Linked DNA regions of Homo sapiens: region 1 is linked to region 2. The links are chromatin loops, found by intact Hi-C in ENCODE. Cell type or tissue: Caco-2. All regions are shown on one strand. Links, peaks and the distances in the headings refer to the core of each region. The heading gives the core; the rest is flanking DNA.

Evidence for each region. Hi-C counts contacts between places; a loop is a spot of excess contacts. Peaks named below come from ENCODE experiments on the same cell type or tissue, not always from the same donor. Only the 100,000 strongest peaks of a DNase experiment are listed, where the experiment ranks them.
Region 1: a loop joins it to region 2, with 5 times the contacts of the local background. A loop is called at or near these places in 1 of 110 quality-filtered maps.

The regions. Positions count from the first base shown.
Region 1 is chr2:227,572,279-227,576,677 of GRCh38, reverse strand. No RefSeq gene overlaps it. Among named protein-coding and RNA genes, the nearest start is that of SCYGR2, 24 kb to the left of the region's middle. In Caco-2, for the core only: no CTCF peak of the experiment used is centred there; no DNase peak of the experiment used is centred there.
Region 2 is chr2:227,641,912-227,646,310 of GRCh38, reverse strand. No RefSeq gene overlaps it. Among named protein-coding and RNA genes, the nearest start is that of SCYGR5, 23 kb to the left of the region's middle. In Caco-2, for the core only: no CTCF peak of the experiment used is centred there; a DNase peak (open chromatin) is centred at 1,960.

The DNA.
Region 1 (4,399 bases), core at 118-4,117, 70 kb after region 2:
TCATCCATGATGCAGCATCAGTTATAGGCTGAATGATATTCCATCGTATGGCTACACCATTTATCAGTGGATGTACATTTGGGTTGTTCCCACTTTTTGGCTCCTATAAATGAACACTTGTACATACAAGTTTCTGTATCAACATATGTTTTTATTCCTCTTGGGTATATACCTAACAGTGGAATTGCTGGGTCATATGGCAACTCTGTATTTAACTTTTTGAGGAGCTGCCAGCCATTCTCTAAAGCTGCTGCATCATTTTGCATCCTCAACAGCAATGTATGAGGAGTCCAATTTCTCCACATCCTTGTTAACACTTGTTGTTGTCCATCTTTTTGATGACAGCCATCCCAGTTGGTGTGAAGTGGTATCTCATTTTTGATTTGTACTTCACTAATGACTCATGATGTTGAACATTTCCTCAAGGGCTTCTTGGCCATTTGTATATCTTTTTCAGGAAATGTCTATTCATATCCTTTGTTCATTTTTTTTTTTTTTTTTAGTTTGGTTGTCTTTTTATTGTTAAGTGGTAAAAGTTACTCCATACAAAGGTATAAAAAGGAATATATTACACATTATATTAACCCAAGTTTCAAATACAGGCTTAAAACTAATATATAAGCATAACATCCTTGTCTTACAATTTGGATAATTTATAAATTGGTATTTAGGAAATTGGGCTCCATTCACAGTTATTATAAAAAAGACATAAGAAGTGCTAAAATCTCAGGCCAGGCACAGCGGCTCATGCCTGTAATCCCAGCATTTTGGGAGGCTAAGGTGGGCGGATCACTTGAAGTCAGGAGTTCGAGACCAGCCAGGCCAACATAGTGAAACCCTGTCTCTACTAAATATACAAAAATTAGCCGGGCATGGTGGTACACACTTGTAATCCCAGCTACTCGGGAGGCTGAGGCAGGAGAATTGCTTGAACCCGGGAGGTGGAGGATGCAGTGAGCTGAGATTGTGCCACTGCACTCCAGCCTAGGTGACAGAGCAAGACTCCGTCTCAAAAAGAAGATGTGCTAAAATCTTTACAAATAAAAAATGAGACAGATAGTAAAAAAAAAAAAAAAGTGACAAATATATTTAGATTTCAATACAGAAGAATAAGCAATTTCTCAACAGCCATGATATTGAGTTATCTATTAAGCTCTTTGTAGACTGTCCACATAACTTTTCCAGTGATAAGCAATTAGATGTTTAGCAGCCATCAATACTTGATTAATGAGTCTTCTTATAATTTGATCACAAATCTTTGTCGAGTCAATTTCAATAACACTCTTTTCTCAAGATGCCAAGACAAATGTTATGCGTATTTATTATAATAGCTCATCAGGAACGTAAACTATTTCATTTTTAAGATGGAACATCTTCTTCCAGTATAGCTTTCAATCTTTGAGATATTGAGCTATCTTGGAGTCTTAGCAGAAATGATTTCAAAGTTTTAAAATGGTACTTTTTTCTCTACCACCTCAAATGGATTTTTATATTTAACCCTATAGATAATTCTGAATTACTCCCAATGATTGGGTGTTTCTGCATATATACTCTCCAGGTCCTGGCTCCCAAGTGAGGCCAGACCAGGTAAGACAGGGGCTGCTCACTAGGATGAACAGGGACATTCATTTCAGGGCCTTGTCAGAGTGAGACGAGAGTCACCCCAAGAGTTGTTGAGAATGCACTAAACCAAGGACAACATGGCTAGATGGAGGCCAAAATCAAAGCCAAGAGAAACTAACTCGTGTGCTAAACTAAAGGGTACGGTGAAGATAATAGCGGATGGAAAACCTCTCCCTCACTAGGACTAAGTTCCATAAAGGTAGGGGTCTTGCTTTTTGTCTTCACTGTTGTTTATCCTAGCCTGTGGTACAATATAGATACACGGTATATCTTCAGCAAATATTTGTTGAGTGAATAAATAAATGTAAAGCTGGAAGCCTGAAAGGGGGTGGGGGACAAGCTGAAAGAACAGAGCATTCTTACCTATGTGTACTGAGGGTCCTGGGGAGAAGCGGCCAAGAGCCCAGTCCGTGTGTGCTGGAACCCATGCAAGTAGAGTCCTTGGTAACATGTGGGAGCAGAATTCACCACTGGGCACAAAAATCTACATTTGAAAGAGCAACTACCAATTATCCTACCCCTGACATATAAACATGACTTCTCACTATATGGTAGTGCAGCCATAATTGACACAGCCTAAAAGTTGTTTATATAAATACATTCTCATGTTAGTTTATGTGTTCTTTTTATTTCCTGTGAAAAACAAGAGGAAGTAGAGTTGTTAGATTTAGCAAATAAAAATGCAGGATGCCCAGTTAAATTCGAATTTCAAATAAACAATAAAGAAATTTTTGGTATAAGCATGTCCAAAATACTGTATGGAACATACTTCTGTTTATTGTTTTTCTGAAATTCAAAGTAAACTGGGTATTCCATATTTTATCATAAATTTTCCCAAAAGGAAAAGAAGGCTCTGGCCACGTATCAGCCCCTACCTCCTGGCAAGCAGCAGCTACTAGGCTATGCTTTGGATCTAGATGAGCTACAAACACCTGGAAGTGGGCTTGGGGCTGTTAGAGCTGAGATCCCTGGGTTCCTCGTTGCCTGGGGCATGGTCTACAAGAAAGACAAGCCAGGGAGGGGGTCATTTCATGGATTCCTTCCCCAATATGGGCACATGAATGGAAGAAGAGGATCAGAATTAAGCCCCTTAAAACTCAGGACCCATGGCAAGAGTCCCTCTCACCAAAATCTATGGGTGCTCTGCATGCAAACTAGGCCTCCTTTGGAAATGCAATCAATTTGGTCTTAGAGGAAAGGTCCCATCCTCTCCTGCCCCTCCCTGCTGGGACTCATTTTTTGGGAAATGTGGCCAGTTTCAACCATACCTCACATTACTGGATGAAAACTTCTCAAGTTATTCCACCTGTAATATTCTTGTCTCCTTACTGTTCCAAGTGCTCCCTCCCAGACCTAACCTTGCACCACTTCTCTTTTGTTAAACCTTTATTGCTGACCTCTAGAATCTGCTTTCCAGGCTCAAGTCCATTACATGCTCAGGACTTCAGGGATGCTCCCAGCCTATATTCCATGGAGCCTATACTCCACCTTCACACTGCCCTCCACCCCCAACCCTCCGCAGGGTTCAAGTGGAATCTGACCCTACTGTCTTCTCCAGTGGAAACTGATCATGTCCTCACACTGCATTTATCCAGGATGGGTGTTCCTTTCCCCATTGCCCCTGCCAGATTTTATTCCTCATATAAAATTTCTACCTTCTCTCTCTTCTGTCATCTATTAACCTCTGGTAATCCTCCAATTCAATGGTGATTATCACCTCCCAACTCCACCACCATCATTGAGGCTGATGAGCAGTAGATCCCCTATATCTTCACGTAAAATCCATCAGGCACCCTAACCGTACTTCCTTAATATCCTTAACAGACCACACCCCCACTGAATTTTAGCTACTTAATCATCAAGGTCAGATCTTAAACTTGTCATCACTTAGAATTACATTAAAATTTCAAGTCCAAACATACTTCCCCAGATAACTTTTATCCTTTTAAGTCCTTCCATTCAGATATTCATCTGTTCTTCCATACCATTAGAAGAGCTCCTATCCATTTGAACCCTCTATTTTTGGCTCAATGCATCCCTTTAGTTCTTTATTCTTTCCTCATTCATCTTTCATTCCTAGGACAATCATTTCCTTTCCAATATCCTCCACTATCCTTTTCTTGCACATGCCCAGCAAAACTCCAACCCTAGATTAATCCAAGTTCTTGTCTTTTCTGCATGTACTATCGGACAAAAATTACACTCTCAAGGACTTAGTAGTGCTATACTTTATGGCCTTAAGTCTTAATTGCATAGGAATTTGTCCATCATTTTTGTTGCATGATACTCTATGTTTATAATACTTTTCCACTGTACAATTTCTTGTATCAAAAGACTAGAAAATAACCTGTGCCCTCGATTCACCCTTTTCCCCCAGGTAACTCCTGGCAACCACTGATCCTTTTACTGTCTCCATAGTTTTGCCAAATAGATTTTTCTTCTTTTTGGGATTCCGAACCTTTTTGGACTCATATCTATAGTTTTCAGGAGGGCAAATTTTTAGCCATTATTTCATCAAATATTTTTTCTTCTGTCATCCCACTCTTTTTTCTTCCTAGAACTTAATTACATATAAATGAGATCTTTTGGTATTATTTCATGGCTGACTCAGGCTTTTTGTTTTCTTTTAAATCTTTTTCCTTTCATGGATAATTTCTGTTGATCTATCTTCAAGGCCCCAGACTCTTTGTCATCTCAAATCTACTGTTAAATCCATCAAGTAGTGTTTTTTTGTTTGTTTGTTTTTCTTTTTTTGTAATTTCAGTGACTATTTTTT
Region 2 (4,399 bases), core at 185-4,184:
TTACACTCATCCCTAAAAACAGGAGCTACAAACTGGTGTCCTGCTGGCCAATTATGGTTTGACCATGAAGAGTTAGATGGTTTAAGGTTAAACTATCAAAACTCTTTTCAGGCAGGCAAGGTGGCTCATGCCTGTAATCCCAGAGCTTTGGGAGGCTGAGGTGGGGAGGCCAGGAGTTTAAGACCAGCCCAGCCAACATAGTGAGACCCTGTCTCTATAAAAAAAAAAAATTTGTTTTAATTAGCTGGGCATGGTGGTGTGTGCCTGTAGTCCTAGCAACTGGGGAAGCTGAGGCCAGGAGGGTCACTTGAGCCCAGGAGTTCTAGGCTTCGGTGAGCTATGATTGTGCCACTGCACTCCCGCCTGAGTGACAGAGTGAGACTTTGTCTCGTAAAACAAACAGGCTGGGCACGGTGGTTCACACCTGTAATCCCAGCACTTTGGGAAGCCGAGGTGGGTGGATCATGAGGTCAGGAGTTCAAGACCAGCCTGGCCAATGTGGTGAAACCCCATCTCTACTAAAAATACAAAAATTAGCCAGGCATGCTGGCATGCACCTGTAATCTCAACTACTCGGGAGGCACAAGAATCACTTGAACCTGGTAGGTGGAGGTTGCAGTGAGCTGAGATCTTGCCACTGCACTCCAGCCTGGGCAACAGAGCAAGACTCTTGGGAAAAAAAATAACAAAAAAAACTTTTTTTCTTTCTGGAATCTTTCAATAACTCTAGTCTTTAAAATGTGGTTTGAAAGGCCAGGTGTGATGGCTCATGCCTGTAATCCTAACACTTTGGGAGGCCGAGGCATGTGGACCAGCCTGGGCAACATGATGAAACCCCATCTCTACAAAAAATGTAAAAAAATTAGCCGGGTTTGGTGGCGTTCGCCTGTTGTCCCAGCCACTCAGGAGGCTGAGGCAAGAGAATCACTTGAACCCAGGAGGTCAAGCCTGCAGAAAGCTAAGATCGCACCACTGTACTCCATCCTGGATGACAGTGAGACCCTGTGTCAAAAAATAATAATAAAATGTGGTTTGCAGACTACATTACCATAAGGTGGGCACACTCACGGTAATGGTCTTCAAACCTGATATGCATAAACTGACCTAAGCCAAAGTTGACCGCAGCTAATAGTTTTACCTTTTTAAGGGATTGTAGAAAAAAAAATATGCAACAAGACTTGTAAAACAGGATATGTGGCTCATAAGCCGTAAGTATTCACTACCTGGCCCTTTAGAGATTGTGGATCTTGAATTCAATATAGTGGGTTGCTGACCAGCATTTTTAAATCGGAGTAGACTTGTCTAGTATAGAATAGGGAGCATATCAGCTTGTAAGGGTACATTTTGTTTTGCAAAAATTCTGTTCACACACATATATATGTACTAATTAATATATAAAATATATTTTTCTCAGGCTATGGTCAAAGAAGTTTGAAAGCTTCTGCTCTTGGAGCTATCTTATAAATATCAGGGTTCCCAGCCTGAGTATCATTGCTGTCCCTTGAGTTGGCTGGTGTCTCCTTCCTCCTTATCTAAAGATGAATTTCTGATATTTGTGTTGTCTGACAGGAAAAAGGCAAGAAGACTGAGCAACCAAGAGAAATCTTGGGAAGGTCTCTGGGGTACTGAGGGTTTCAGCTCCCACGCCTGGGTTCACCCTTCAAGGTCCATCCTGGGCCTTCCGCTTGGGCAAAACCTTCCTCCTGGCTCAGAAGCTACAGTAGTTTGGAGAGTTTGAGATGCTTGTCCAGGCACTCCTCATCTCTCCCAGAATATACTTTGTGAGCTTTAAAACACTCTTCCAAAGGCAGTGTGGTGCAAGGAGGGAGAGGTGGGCTGACACAGGCATTAATACTCCAGGGTACAAAGGGCAGGCCCCAGAGCTGTCTTTGAAGTTAGCCCAACAATCTGCATGTATTTTCCTGACAAAACAAAGCTTTCACATCAAATGAGACTTTGAAGCTGTTTATTTTAAAGTTAGGTTGTTCCACACCCACCTGTTTATTGAACATGGCGGGGCCCATTGTTGAGCTCACATTCTTGTCATTTCCCTCCCTGAAAATTCCTAACACTTGGTTGATTAGGTCAGGGATCGGATCGCTGTTTCATCCTCTGCACTGCTGGCCTCTTGGGCTGGGCAATTCTTTGTCGAGGGCACTGTTCTGAGCTCTGTAGGATGTTCAGCAACATTGTATGCCCGTAAGCCACTAGGTGCCAGGATGCACCCCATTGTGACAACCAAAACTGTCTTCAAATATTGCCACCTGTCTGCTAGAAGGCAAAAATACCCCTGGTTGACAACCACTAGATCAGATTTGGATTAGGGTCAGAGCTTTTGGGTGGGGGTTGAGGGAGATAATGAGTCTCGCTTTGTCGCCCAGGCTAGAGTGCAATGGCGTGATCTAGGCTCACTACAACCTCCGCCTCCCGGGTTCAAGCAATTCTCCTGCCTCAGCCCCCCTAATTTTTGTATCTTTAGTAGAGATGGGGTTTCACCATGTTGGTCAGGCTGGTCTCGAACTCTTGACCTCAGGTGATCCACCCGCCTCAGCATCCCAACAGAACTCTTTTATAATCTTTATCATACCGTATTTATTTATTTATTTATTAACTTAAATTTATTTATCTAATTTCCCCACTAGGCTGCATTGTTTTCAAAGCAAGGACCCAAAATTTACCACTATGTTGTTCCACAGAGAACCTCAAAAGTACTTGCTGGTTTAACAAATGAAGGAAAGAAGGAAGGAAGAAAAGAAGGAAGGAAGGAACAAATAAAGAAGGGAATGACCAGGCCAGGCATAGTGGCTCACACCTGTAATCCTAATATTTGAGAGGCCAAGATGGGAGGATTGCTTGAGGCCAGGAGTTCGAGACCAGCCTGGTCAATATAGCGAGATCCCATCTCTCTCTCTCTCTCTGTCTCTCTGTCTCTCTCTCTCTGTCTCTCTCTCTCTCTCTCTCTCTCTCTCTCTCTCTCTATATATATATATATATATATATATATATATATATATATATAGAGAGAGAGAGAGAGAGAGAGAGAGAGAGAGAGAGAGAGAAAAGCTTGGCATCTGCCAGGGATCTTGAGGAAAATTTTTAAATGGTGTTACAGAAAGGAAAGAGAAAAGAGAGACAAGGGCAAAGAGAGAGAGGCCATCCTTCCTAGGGCATTGGTAATAGGCTCACAGAAAGGGCGGGGGGGAAAAGAGCAGGCACCACACATTAGGAAACTTTAGGCTGCAGACCTTGTGCACCTCAAGCCAATGACCAAGCATTCAGTTTCCCATTTCTTACCCTCTGTTTGTCTTGACCAGACTTTAGTCAGGCTCCTGGCTTTCCTACAGACCCCTAAATGTTGCTTACTCCAAACCCTGAGCAAACACAAAAAAATGTGGAATGTGTCACCCTTATCAGCTCCAAACGGGAATTGGCTGACCACAGTGGGATACTTTCCTGTCAAACGCCACTGACCATTTCCCCCTGTGAATCCAGCTTCCTCTGCAGAGATTCTGCTTATGTCTGCTTGTACCCTCTTTACCCTATAAAAGTAAATCCTTTTTCTGTTTGATCTTGAGTCATGCAGATTTCTGCAATCAGAGAGTTCTTTTTATTGCAATAGCCTTTCTTCTAAATAAAGCCTCTCCTATCTAAGTCACATATATATTCTTTTTATTTGACACCAGGTTTCTAAGCCTGAGTTTTAACATCTGCAAAGGGAAGAGGAAAGAAAAAAATGGCCCTCTCCATGGGTCCTCTCCAGTCTATGATTTACGAAAGCCTAAATTCAATTGGTCTATTTCAACCCTTAAGAGAAAATGATATGTACAGTTCACAGAGGTGGATCAAGCAATTTTTCATTCAAAGTTCACAATAAGTCAGCATTTTTTTTTTACCTTAGTCTGAAAACGCTTCAGTGCTTCTGTAACTGTGGATTTTAACAAAACCGTGTGCTATTTTACTGTACATGGATTAACAAGATGTAGTTTATTTTTTATTTTATTTTATTTCATTTTATTTTATTTTATTTTATTTTAGGAGCCGTGGCAGCCTTCACAGTGGCTACATCAAAGTCATCTGGGATCTTCCGGGTGAGTTGCCCTTGGTGATCTTCTCAGGAGCAGATGGAGGTTCTCTATGTCCCATGCATTTCACAACTAATATTTGGGTGCACTATGCTGGTCTCTTGATATTCAAGTCAAGTTTTATGCTCTTTATAACCATAGCCGTGTAAGTATTTACCATTTCTTTCTTTTAACTACCTAAACCTGAAGCAACAAAACATGTTTATTTATTCTTCCAGTTCCTCTGAATAGCATTTTGCAATGTTATGCCTAAGGCTTCCTACAAGAGGCAATGAAACTATATTCCCATTTGAATCAACTTTCTCTTACGACTTGAC